Regions from separate parts of the Homo sapiens genome. Here region 2 is linked to region 1. Evidence: read pairs that join two places in POLR2A ChIA-PET (ENCODE). Cell type or tissue: PC-9. All regions are shown on one strand. Links, peaks and the distances in the headings refer to the core of each region. The heading gives the core; the rest is flanking DNA.

Region 1 (6,115 bases), core at 1,116-6,115:
AAATCCCAGCAGGTTTCTGTTGTTGCTGGTCTGTTACTGAAATCGACAAACTGATTCTTAAATGTATGCGGAAATGCAAAAACCAATAAAATCTTGAACAGCAAACCTGGAGGCCTCACGTTACCGAATATTGAATTATTTTAAATCTAGTGTGGCACTGGCATTAGGACAAATAGACCGATGAGGAAATACATTGTGCTAGGACCATTGGATCTCTATATGGAAAAAATTTTAACCATCTCCCTCATACCATGCACGAAATAGATTCTAGATGATTCTACATCTAGCCATGACAGGCAAACCATTCCTAGAAAATAACATAAAAGATTCATGACCTGGCCGGGCGTGGTGGCTCACGCCTGTAATCCCAGCACTTTGGGAGGCCAAGGCAGGCAGATCACCTAAGGTCAGGAGTTCGAGACCAGCCTGGCCAACATGATGAAACCCTGTCTCTACTAAAAATACAAAATTAGCCAGGCGTGGTGGTGCATGCCTGTAATCCCAGCTACTCAGGAGGCTGAGGCAGGAGAATCGCTTGAACCTGGGAGGTAGAGGTTGCGGTGAGCCGAGATCTTGCCATTGCACTCCAGCCTAGGCAACGAGAGCGAAACTCCGTCTCAAAAAAAAAAAAAAAAAAATTAGCCTGGCGTGGTGGAGCGCACCTGTAATCCCAGCTACTTGGGAGGCTGAGGCAGGAGAATCGCTTGAACCTGAGAGGTGGAGGTTACAGTGAGCCAAGATGGCGCCACTGCCCTCCAGCCTGGGCATAAGATTGAGACTCCGTCTCAAAAAAAAAAAAAAGATTTATGATCTTAGAATAGACAAGTATTTTTTAAATAGGACATAGAAAGTGCTTACCTTAAAGGAAAAGATGGATAAACTGGACTGTATTAAAATTAAGGGCTTCTGTTCCTCAAAAGACATCATTAAGAGAATGAAAAAGCAAGGCACGGCATGGAAGAAGACAGTAACAAAAACAACTCCAAAAACATACTAAATAAAGACGCTTAGAAATCGGTATCAAAACGACATCCCAACAGAAAACCGGGCAAAAAGTGTGCATGTAACAACAGAGATATCCAAATGTTCAATATATTACAAAGTGCTTAACCTCATTAGTAATCAGAGAAATGCAAACTCAAGCCAGAATTAAACCTCCTACATACCCACCTACATACCCACCAGCATCACTGTAACTAAACAATGATCAGGCTGATATAGTGGCTCATGCCTGTAATCTCAGTGCTCAGAGAGGCTGAGGCTGGAGGATCGCCTGAGACCAGGAGTTCCTGACCAGCCTGGGCCATGTAGTGAGACTCCATCTCTACCAAAAAATAATAATAAATAAATTAAATTACCCAGGCATGGTGACACACACTTACAGTCCTAGCTACTCAAGAGGCTGAGGTGGGGCTGGTGGCTCACGCCTGTAATCCCAGCACTTTGGGAGGCCAAGGCAAAGTTGGGAGGCAAGATGAACTGAGGTCAGCAGTTCGAGACCAGCCTGGCCATCATGGCCAACCCCGTCTCTCCTAAAACACAAAATTAGCCAGGTGTGGTGGTGGGCGCCTGTAATCCCAGCTACTCGGGAGGCTGAGGCAGGAGAATCACTTCAACCCGGGAGGCAGAGGTTGCAGTGAGCTGAGATCGCGCCACTACACTCCAGCCTGGGCAACAAGAGTGAAACTCCATCTCGAAAAAAAAAAAAAAAAAGAGGCTGAGATGGGAGGATCATTTGAGCCCAGGAGTTTAAGAATGCAATGAACTATTACCATGCTACTGCATGCTCACCAGAGTGATAGAGTGAGACCCTGTCTCTCTAGGAAAAAAAAAAAAAGTGATCTTATCCAACGTCAGTGAGGATGTGGAGTAGCTGGAACTCTCAAACCCAGCTGATAGGACTGTAAAATAGTACAACTCATTTAAAAAACTTTTATAGTTTATCTACTGTTCATCTCTAATGACCCAGTTAATTACTTATAAATGCACACATGTATATGCCAAAATACATGTCCAAGAATATTCGTAACATTATTTGTAACATCCAAAACATGAAAATACTCCAATGTCCATCCACAGAACAGTGGTATACAATTGCCACAGAATACTACATAGCTATGAAAACACGCTATTATCACAATGACATGGATTCATACCACAAACACGCTGACAGATAAAACTCCAGAAAATACTGTATGATTCCATTTCTATCAAATTCAGAAACTACCAAGACTAACTGAAGTTGATAAAACACTAGTTTCCATTTTGGGGGTAAGAGAGTAAACACTGGGAGGGGGTCATAACGGGGTCTTATAGGATGCTGGTCCTGTTCTATTTCTTGATGTGGGCGGTGGTTAAATGGTGCATTCCCTTTGTGAAAATGCATGAAGCTATACACCTTTGGTTTGGTTTATGTTTCTACGTTACACTTGAGTAAAAGTTTACTTTAAAAATACAGGAACAGCATACAAGAACACTTCCAGGCCGGGCGCGGCGGCTCACGCCTGTAATCCCAGCACTTTGGGAGGCTGAGGTGGACGGATTGCTTAAACCCAGGAGTTCGAGACCAGCCTGGGAAACATGGTGAAACTCCATCTCCACAAAAAATACAAAAATTAGCCAAACGCGGTGGTGCACGCCTGTGGTGCTAGCGACTCGGGAGGCTGAAGCAGGAGGATCCCTGGAGCCCAGGATGCTGAGGTCAGTGAGCCATGATCGTGCCACTGCATTGCAGCCTGGGCGATAGAGCAAGACCCTGTCTCACATAAAAATGAAAAAATAACTTTCTGTCTCCCCTTATACACAGCAGGCCGGCTACCTCCAGTCCAGCACAGTGAACTGGTGCTACAAGGGCCAACCCAGGCTCTGCCCCAAAGCAGGAGCTGAGACCGTTTCCTAGAAGGCAGGCCCACTGGAAATGTCTCCACCAAAAGCAGCTACAAACGAATATGACCTTCAGGTATTAAGGCTTTGGTTCTCTAGAAAACTGTCACGGCACTGAGGTAACTTGACAACCCATAATCGCTGTTCTCCATGTAAACTGTGGCTCTATTTGTCCAAGGTGAAGTATCGTAAATTGAAATGAAGTACTCAATTGTAAATTTTTTTTTTAAATTTCCAAATTAAGCTAAATTAAAAAAACAAAAATTGCCAAAACCTTAACCTACAAAATAAACTTTTTGGACAGTAGCCACCTGAGCTCTAAATAATTGTATCATTTATATTTCAAATCTAATACACTGGTGAATATGCGTATTGCAGCTTTTCCAAGACACGTATTAATCATGAAACATGTACTGACCTCGAAAATGTGGCCGCGCGCGGTAGCTCACACCTGTAATCCCAGCACTTTGGGAGGCCGAGGCAGGCGGATCACGAGGTCAGGAGATCGAGACCATCCTGGCTAACACGGTGAAACCCGGTCTCTACTAAAAATACAAAAAATTAGCCGGGCCTGGTGGCGGGCGCCTGTAGTCTCAGCTACTCTGGAGGCTGAGGCAGGACAATGGTGTGAACCCGGGAGGCGGAGCTTGCAGTGAGCCGAGGTTGCACCACTGCACTCCAGCCTGGGTGACAGAGAGAGACTCTGTCTCCAAAAAAAAAAAAAAAAAAAAAAGTTTAAATACTTTAAATGATCACTTTAGAATATATTAATAAGGGGGAATATAGTATTTCAAGAAAATAGTTTTAATGAAGAGCAAAAGGTAGTATGGCCTAATGAGACTCTTCAGTGACACAGATGAACTGAATTCTGTATTTGAATTATTAGCCATGCAGCTTTCAGCAAGTTCCTTAACTACTTCCCATTCAGCTTTTCCCATCTGCACAATGCAGGCTCACCTGATTATTATTGAGCGCTTACGTGTGAGATTCCAGACATTGCTTAGTAACGAGCACAGTGCCTGGTGCAAAGCTGGTACGCAATGTTAGCAAAACTATTATTATTTTTTTTTTGAGACAAGAATCTCGCTCTGTCGCTCAGGCTGGAGTGCAGTGCTGCGATCTCGGCTCACTGCAAGCTCCGCCTCCCGGGTTCACGCCATTCTCCGGCCTCAGCCTCCCGAGTAGCTGGGACTACAGGCGCCCGCCACCACACCCGGCTAATTTTTTGTATTTTTTAGTAGAGACGGGATTTCACCGTGTCAGCCAGGATGGTCTCGATCTCCTGACCTCGTGATCCGCCCACGTCGGCCTCCCAAAGTGCTGGGATTACAGGCGTGAGCCACCGCGCCCGGCCAATGTTAGCTAAATATTAACAGTATCTATTACAATCCTACGAACTCAAAGAAACAGGATAAAACAACACAGGGCTTGGTTTTCCTGATCCAGGTTGGATCTGGGAGCATTCCCATTTCCTCTCACAGTGCTCACAAAGGCTTCCTTTAATGACACACTCTAGGATTTCACCAGTTTTCCATGAACTATTACTTGTTACAATTTTCAAAAGAACACAGGGGTCACACCTTTATCCCGCTTTTTCAGCAAGCCTCACTCTCCTCTATTGTCCTAGGATCAGGAAGCAGCTAATTTGGGGTCTCATTTATAAGGCTCAAGGCATTTGTCTGGGACAGAAGCCAATTAATGTCTCCATTTATCCCACCAGTTTCCCCTTTCAGTGATGGAAGTTCATCCCCATCTTCCTATAGGACCGAAATTTAACTTTGCAGACGTGCTGTTCTGAGGACCCACCCGGAACAGAGCATGTACACAAACCCACTTACTGTCGCTTCTAACATTGTAGGAAGCCTTTGGGTTTTCCAAGGCAGCAAAGTACTGAGATTTGTAATTAAAAACACATATTAGCTACATTCAAGTTGTAACTAACTAAAAACTTCTACTTAAGTCGACTGATCCTCAAAGTAAGACTCAAATCAAAACCAGAAAAGTTTGGGGGCAATTCCCTTTCCAGCCCACAAATACAGGAACTGGGAGTGACACCGTCCTCACAGGGCTACGGCACCTTTCTGCAGCTTCCCTGGCTCCCTTTCAATTTTTTTTTTTTTTTTTTTTTTTTGAGACGGAGTTCTGCTCTTATTGCCCAGATTAGAGTGCAGTGGCGCGATCTTGGCTCACTGCAAGCTCCGCCTTCCAGTTTCCAGCGATTGTCCTGCCTCAGGCCTCCCAAGTCACTGGATGTTAATTACACCCAGCAAGGTCGCCCGCCACCACGCCTGGCTAATTTTTTTGTATTTTTAGTAGAGACAGGGTTTCCCCATGTTGTCCAGGCTGGTCTCTTAACTGCTGACCTCGTGATCCACCCACCACGGCCTCCGAAAGTGCTGGGATTACAGGCGTGAGCCACCGCACCCGGCCTTTCAATTTTTGATAAGGATCTTTCCTTTTTTTTTTTTTTGAGACAGTCTCACTCTGTCGCCCAGGCTGGAGTGCAGTAGCGTGATCTCGGCTCACTGCAACCTCTGCCTCCCGGGTTCAAGCGATTCTCCTGCCTCAGCCTCCCGAGTAGCTGGGAGTACAGGCGTGCGCCACCATGCCTGGCTAATTTTTTGTACTTTTAGTAGAGACGGAGTTTCACCGTGTTAGCCAGGATGGTCTCAATCTCCTGACCTCGTGATCCGCCCGCCTCGGCCTCTCAAATTGCAGGGATTACAGGTGTGAGCCACCGCACCCAGCCGAGTGGTTTCTTTAAACTCTGCAACAGACTTGACGAATTCCTTGGATTTTGACCTTTAAGTGTAGCAGGTGTGCTGGAAACAGAGCAAATCAACTTGAAAGCTTCTTGGAGGTTGCTCCAAACAGCAGCATATAATTATATTCAATGGTCTCCCTATCTCTCGGAAAAGCAACTCACAAAAACATGTTTATTCTCATTGCCAGCACTCACTAAACGCTACTAGGATATCGCTGATCTGTTCATTTCCTAAATCTCTGCTACTAACACTTTAAACCGAGAGTAAACTTGCAGTCTCAACATCCAATTTTAGAAGACAAGTGTGACGAGGAAGGATTTATCAACTGAAAAATGTTTACTGACACAGGGAATCTAGAAATGTACCTTCCAGATACATACAAATATTTAAGCAAAAACTGTTCCAAGGGTATTTCCTGCAGCACCTGCCCAAAAGGAGCAAACTGGTCTTAACAAAATCAGGTGTAC
Region 2 (5,000 bases), core at 1-5,000, 190 kb after region 1:
ACCTGGCTTCAGTTACTAATGCAAAGCCAGGTCCTGTTTTCCCACCGCTTGAAATAAGATGCAACCTCCTACCAGGAACATGATAGCTTCCCCTACTGTCAGAAACAAGGTTCCCCATACCACTGAAATAAAATTCATTACTTCAATCTTTTTTTGTTTGTTTTTTGAGACGGAGTCTTGCTCTGTCACCCAGGCTAGAACACAGTGGCATGATGTTGGCTCACTGCAACCTCTGCCTCCCGGGTTCAAGTGATTCTCCTGTCTCAGCCTCCTAAGTAGCTGGGATTAGAGGTGCACCACATCCAGCTAATTTTTGTATTTTTAGTAGATGGGGTTTCACCATCTTGGCCAGGCTGGTCTCGAACTCCTGACCTCAGATGATCCACCTGCCTCAGCCTCCCAAAGTGCTGGGATTACAGGTGTGAGCCATCGCACCCAGCCCATTACTTCAGTCTTACAATGATCTAAGAATGCTTATTTCCTGTTTCCTGGGGCCTACACGACATGAGAGATTTATCTGATGTTTGTGGTGTTCCTCAGATTTAGCCAATGTAGGCTATACATACACATATAATATGGCTGAAGAAAATGTGTATGTGAAAATAGGAAAATAGAAACTTCAATCCTGGTTGGTTGGTTTGTTTTGAGATAGAGTTTCGCTCTGTTGCCCAGGCTGGAGTACAATGGTGCGATCTCAGCTCACCGCAATCTCTGCCTCCTGGGTTCAAGTGATTCTCCTGCCTCAGCCTCCCGAGTAGCTGGGATTGCAGGCGTGCACCACCACGCCTGGCTAATTTCTTGTATTTTTAGTAGATGGGGTTTCTCCATGTTACTCAGGCTGTCTCAAACTCCCAAGCTCAGGTGATCCACCCGCCTCGGCCTCCCAAAGTGCTGGGATTACAGGTGTGAGCCACCGTGCCCAGCCCTGGTTTGTTTTTGTTTTTAACAGTGGTTTCCTTTAGGGAATGAGGCCAGGGGCTGAAACAAGAAGACTTTTATTTATGTATTCACCTATTAGTTATTTGGACTTCTATTTTTAAATTTTTTTTCTATCTTTTGAAAATCATTTTGACCATTAAGTATGAAATACACCTTTGATCTAAAAAAATAGTAAAGTGTCAATGTTAATATCCGAGTTATTACATTGTACTATAGTTTTGCAAGATGTTACCATTGGCAAAAACTGGGTAAAGGGTACATAGATCTTTCCACGTTATTTTTTATAACTGCAAGTGAATCTTTCAATCATTTCAAAATAAAAGGTTCGGTGCAGAAATGAAGCTGGCTGGGTGTGTTGGCCCACGCCTACAATCCCAACACTTCGGGAGGCTGAGGTGGAAGGATCACTTGTGGCTGGGAGTTTGAGACCAGCCTGGACAACATAGCAAGATCCTGTCTCTACAAAAATTAAAAAAATTTTAAAAATTAGGTAGGCGTGGTGGCCTGCACCTGTAGTCCCAGCTACTTGGGAGGCTGAGGTGGGTGGATCAGTTGAATCCAAGCGTTTCAGGCTGCCATACTCCAGCCTAGGCAACAGTGTGAGACCCTGTCTTGTTCTGTCGCCAAGGCTGGACAGTGCAGCAGCATGATCTCGGCTCACTACCATTTCTGCCTCCTGGATTCAAGCGATTCTCCTGTCTCAGCCTCCCAAGTAGCTGGGATTACAGGCACACACCACCACACCTGGCTGATTTTTGTATTTTTAGTAGAGACGGGGTTTCTCCATGTTGGCCAGGCTGGTCTGGAACTTCTGACCTCAGGTGATCAGCCCAACTTTAGCCTCCCAAAGTGCTAGGATTACAGGCTTTTGAGCCACCGTGCCTTAAACTGTATTTAAAAAGAAAACAGGGCCAGGTATAGTGGCTCATGATGGTAATCCCAGCACTTTGGGAAACCAAGGTGGGAGGATCACTTGAGACCAGTAATTCAAGACCAGCCTGAGCAACATATTGAGATCTTGTCTCTAAAAAAATTAGTCAGGTGTAGTGGTGGGACCTGAAGTCCTAGCTACTTAGGAGCTTAACGTGGGAGGATCACTTGAGCCCAGAAGTTGAAGGCTGCAGTGAGCTATGATCACAGCACTGCACTCTAGCCTAGGCCACAGAGCGAGACTGTCTCTCTTAAAAAAAAAAAAAAGAAAAGAAAACAAAGCTACTTCCATAATTGGGGATGTTGGCTGATGTTCCAGATGGTCTGCAATCACTGCCAGCAGGTTGGAGGGAATTAAGACTCCCTGAGTGGCTGGGCATGGTGGCTCACACCTGTAATCCCAACACTTTGGGAGGCCGAGGCAGGCGGATCACCTGAGGTCAGGAGTTCAAGACCATCCTGGCCAACATGGTGAAACCCCATCTCTACTAAAAATACAAAAATTAGCTGGGCGTGGTGGCGCACACCTGTAATCCCAGCTACTTGGGAGGCTGAGGCAGGAGAATGGTGTGAACCCGGGAGGCAGAGGTTGCAGTGAGCCGAGATTGCGCCACTGCAGTCCAGCCTGGGCGACAGAGCAAGACTCCATCTCAAAAAAAAAAAAAAAAAAAGAGAGAGAGAGACTCCATGAGGGCAGTGTCATCCTTCACATATAGGGATCCTGCAGCCTCTGCAGCTCCTATGAAAGTTTTAGAGGCTGGGCATGGTGGCTCATGCCTGTAATCCCAGCACTTTGGGAGGCCGAGGCAGGTGCATTGCCTGAGCTCAGGAGTTCGAGACTAGTCTGGCCAACATGGTGAAACCCCCTCTCTATTAAAAATAGAAAATTAGTGGCGTGTAGTGGCGGGCGCCTCTAGTCCCAGCTACTTGGGAGGCTGAGGCAGGAGAATTGCTAGAACCTGGGAGGTGGAGGTTGCTGTGAGCTGACATTGTGCCAGTGCACTCCAGCCTGGCGCCACTCCACTCCAGCCTGGGTGACACAGCAAGGTTCTGTCTCAAAAAAAATAAAATAAAATTTTAGATTCTTGGCTGGGCACAGTGGCTCACAACTGTAATCCTAGCACCTTGGGAGGCTGAGGCGGGTGGGTCACCTGAGCTCAGGAGTTCCAGACCAGCCCGGGCAACATGGGGAAACCCTGTCTCTACTAAAAATACAAAAATTAGCCAGGCGTGGTGGCGGGCACCTGTAGTCCCAGCTACTCAGGAGGCTGTGACATGAGAATTGCTTGAATTGGGGAGTTGGAGGTTGCAATGAGCCAAGATTGCACCACTGTACTCCAGCCTGGGTGACAGAGCGAGACTCTGTTTCAAAAGAAAAAAAAAAAAAGAAAACAAGTTTTCTTAACATTTTTTAAGTGAATTCTCTTTTCTGAATCTCATTATCTAAAGAGTTAATGGCCAAAGGCCAAGAGGTACTTGTTCAGTGAATTATAAAACGTCCTCAACTTCTGTGAGCCACAGTTTATCTATAAAATGAAACTAATACCTGTGTTACAGGTTGCCATGAAAACTGGGTGATGTAATACATGTGAAACTCTTAGCATACGTGATAGGCACACAGGAAGTCCTCAATAAATGTTAGCTTCTATTAATAATACAAATATTTTTATTACTACCATATTTGGGAGACAGTGAGTTCCCCATTACAGGCAGTAATCAAGCAAAGGCTGGTAGGGAAGCTTCAGAGAGTACTCAAGCACTGAACATATAATTGGACCAAATGACCTTTAAGATACCTCCTTCCATTTTTCAGATTATGGGCCTCTTAAGAGAGTAAGAGCTTGGGAAAGGGAGAAAAAAGGCAAGTTGGGGAGAAAGAGAGAGACAGAAACTGCTTTCCTACAGGCACATAGTTCCAGAAATTTTTTCTTTTTAGGGCGAAGAACTAATCTCTCGATGCCTTGCTTCCCAAATCTTCAAGCCTCATTCAAGAATGGTGGGTCCGCCCGGACAGGGACTAGAGTTACAGCAGTGATGACTGTGGCCTTGCAGTGACCCTTCATCACTCACAAACAAAATCTGCCTGCACTAGACGACTATGTACTGGCTTAGAGACTAACAGTCATAATTCCTATTCCAAGTGTGCAGTTCATCACGGTGCATGGAAGACAGGCATCTATCTCTATTCCTCCCCCAAACCCTATGACATGACAGTAAAGGAATTTAAAAAGATAAAAACTATGAAGACAACAGGAACAGAGGACACCACAGCAGGTAAGAGCCAGTTAACAACCTTTTGGGAGATGGAAAAAGGACAGAAGAGTCAGTAGCTAATTTGCAGAGCAGCAAAAGCTGAACCTAAGTGCCTGGAGGATGGAGAGCGGAGAAGGAGCTGCAGGTTCTGCAAAGGCTCAGGAACTGGAAGCACCAGGTCCCGCTGCAGATGGGAGTACCAGGTGTGGCTCAAAACTGGTGACTTTTTGAAAGTCCAAATGGAGAACGGTTAGGAACTGGTGTTCCCTTCTCCTGCTCTGGAAGTCAAGCAACCACCCTCCTTTCCTTCACAGCAAAAGCCAGGAGGTTCACTCTCTGAAGCGCTGAGGGAACCCTGACCTCAGGACCCCAGGTGCTGCTAGGGGGAAGGTGGGCAAGAGGCAGAATACGACGGAATTAAAGTTAAAGCGAATCAATGGCACAATGAGCCCACTGGGACCCTTCCTCAGTGTGGCCTCCAGAATGCTGGCTGCCTGCCTGTCTCCCACAGCAAGAGACAGGGGAGTCCTCTATAGGGAAAGTGACAAGCCTCCGTGAAAAAAAGACTCGAAGTCCTGAGGTAGAGGTTCCCGCCCCCGAATGTAACTACCGAGTACCCTGAGGTAGAGGTTCCCCCCACTGTAACTACCGAGTACAAGCGGGCGCCTGTAGTCCCAGCTACTGGGGAGGCTGAGGCAGGAGAATGGCGTGAACCAGGGAGGTGGAGCTTGCAGTGAGCCGAGATCGTGCCACTGCACTCCAGCTTGGGCAACAGAGTGAGAGCCTGTCTCAGAAAAAAAATAAATAAATAAGAAAAATTAAAAGGATTTTGAGCCTGGGAGTTTGAGGCTGCAGTGAGCTATGATCATGCCACTGCA

The links. ChIA-PET counts read pairs that join two places held together with the same protein. Peaks named below come from ENCODE experiments on the same cell type or tissue, not always from the same donor. Only the 100,000 strongest peaks of a DNase experiment are listed, where the experiment ranks them.
Region 2: POLR2A ChIA-PET joins it to region 1 with 6 read pairs; 11 of 35 experiments call an interaction of 5 or more read pairs at or near these places.

The regions. Positions count from the first base shown.
Region 1 is chr17:1,337,833-1,343,947 of GRCh38, forward strand. No RefSeq gene overlaps it. Among named protein-coding and RNA genes, the nearest start is that of YWHAE, 59 kb to the right of the region's middle. In PC-9, for the core only: no CTCF peak of the experiment used is centred there; no DNase peak of the experiment used is centred there.
Region 2 is chr17:1,526,617-1,531,616 of GRCh38, forward strand. All of the region lies in intron 10 of PITPNA (phosphatidylinositol transfer protein alpha), which reads right to left. Among named protein-coding and RNA genes, the nearest start is that of PITPNA-AS1, 12 kb to the left of the region's middle. In PC-9, for the core only: no CTCF peak of the experiment used is centred there; no DNase peak of the experiment used is centred there; H3K27ac peaks cover 1,231 bases.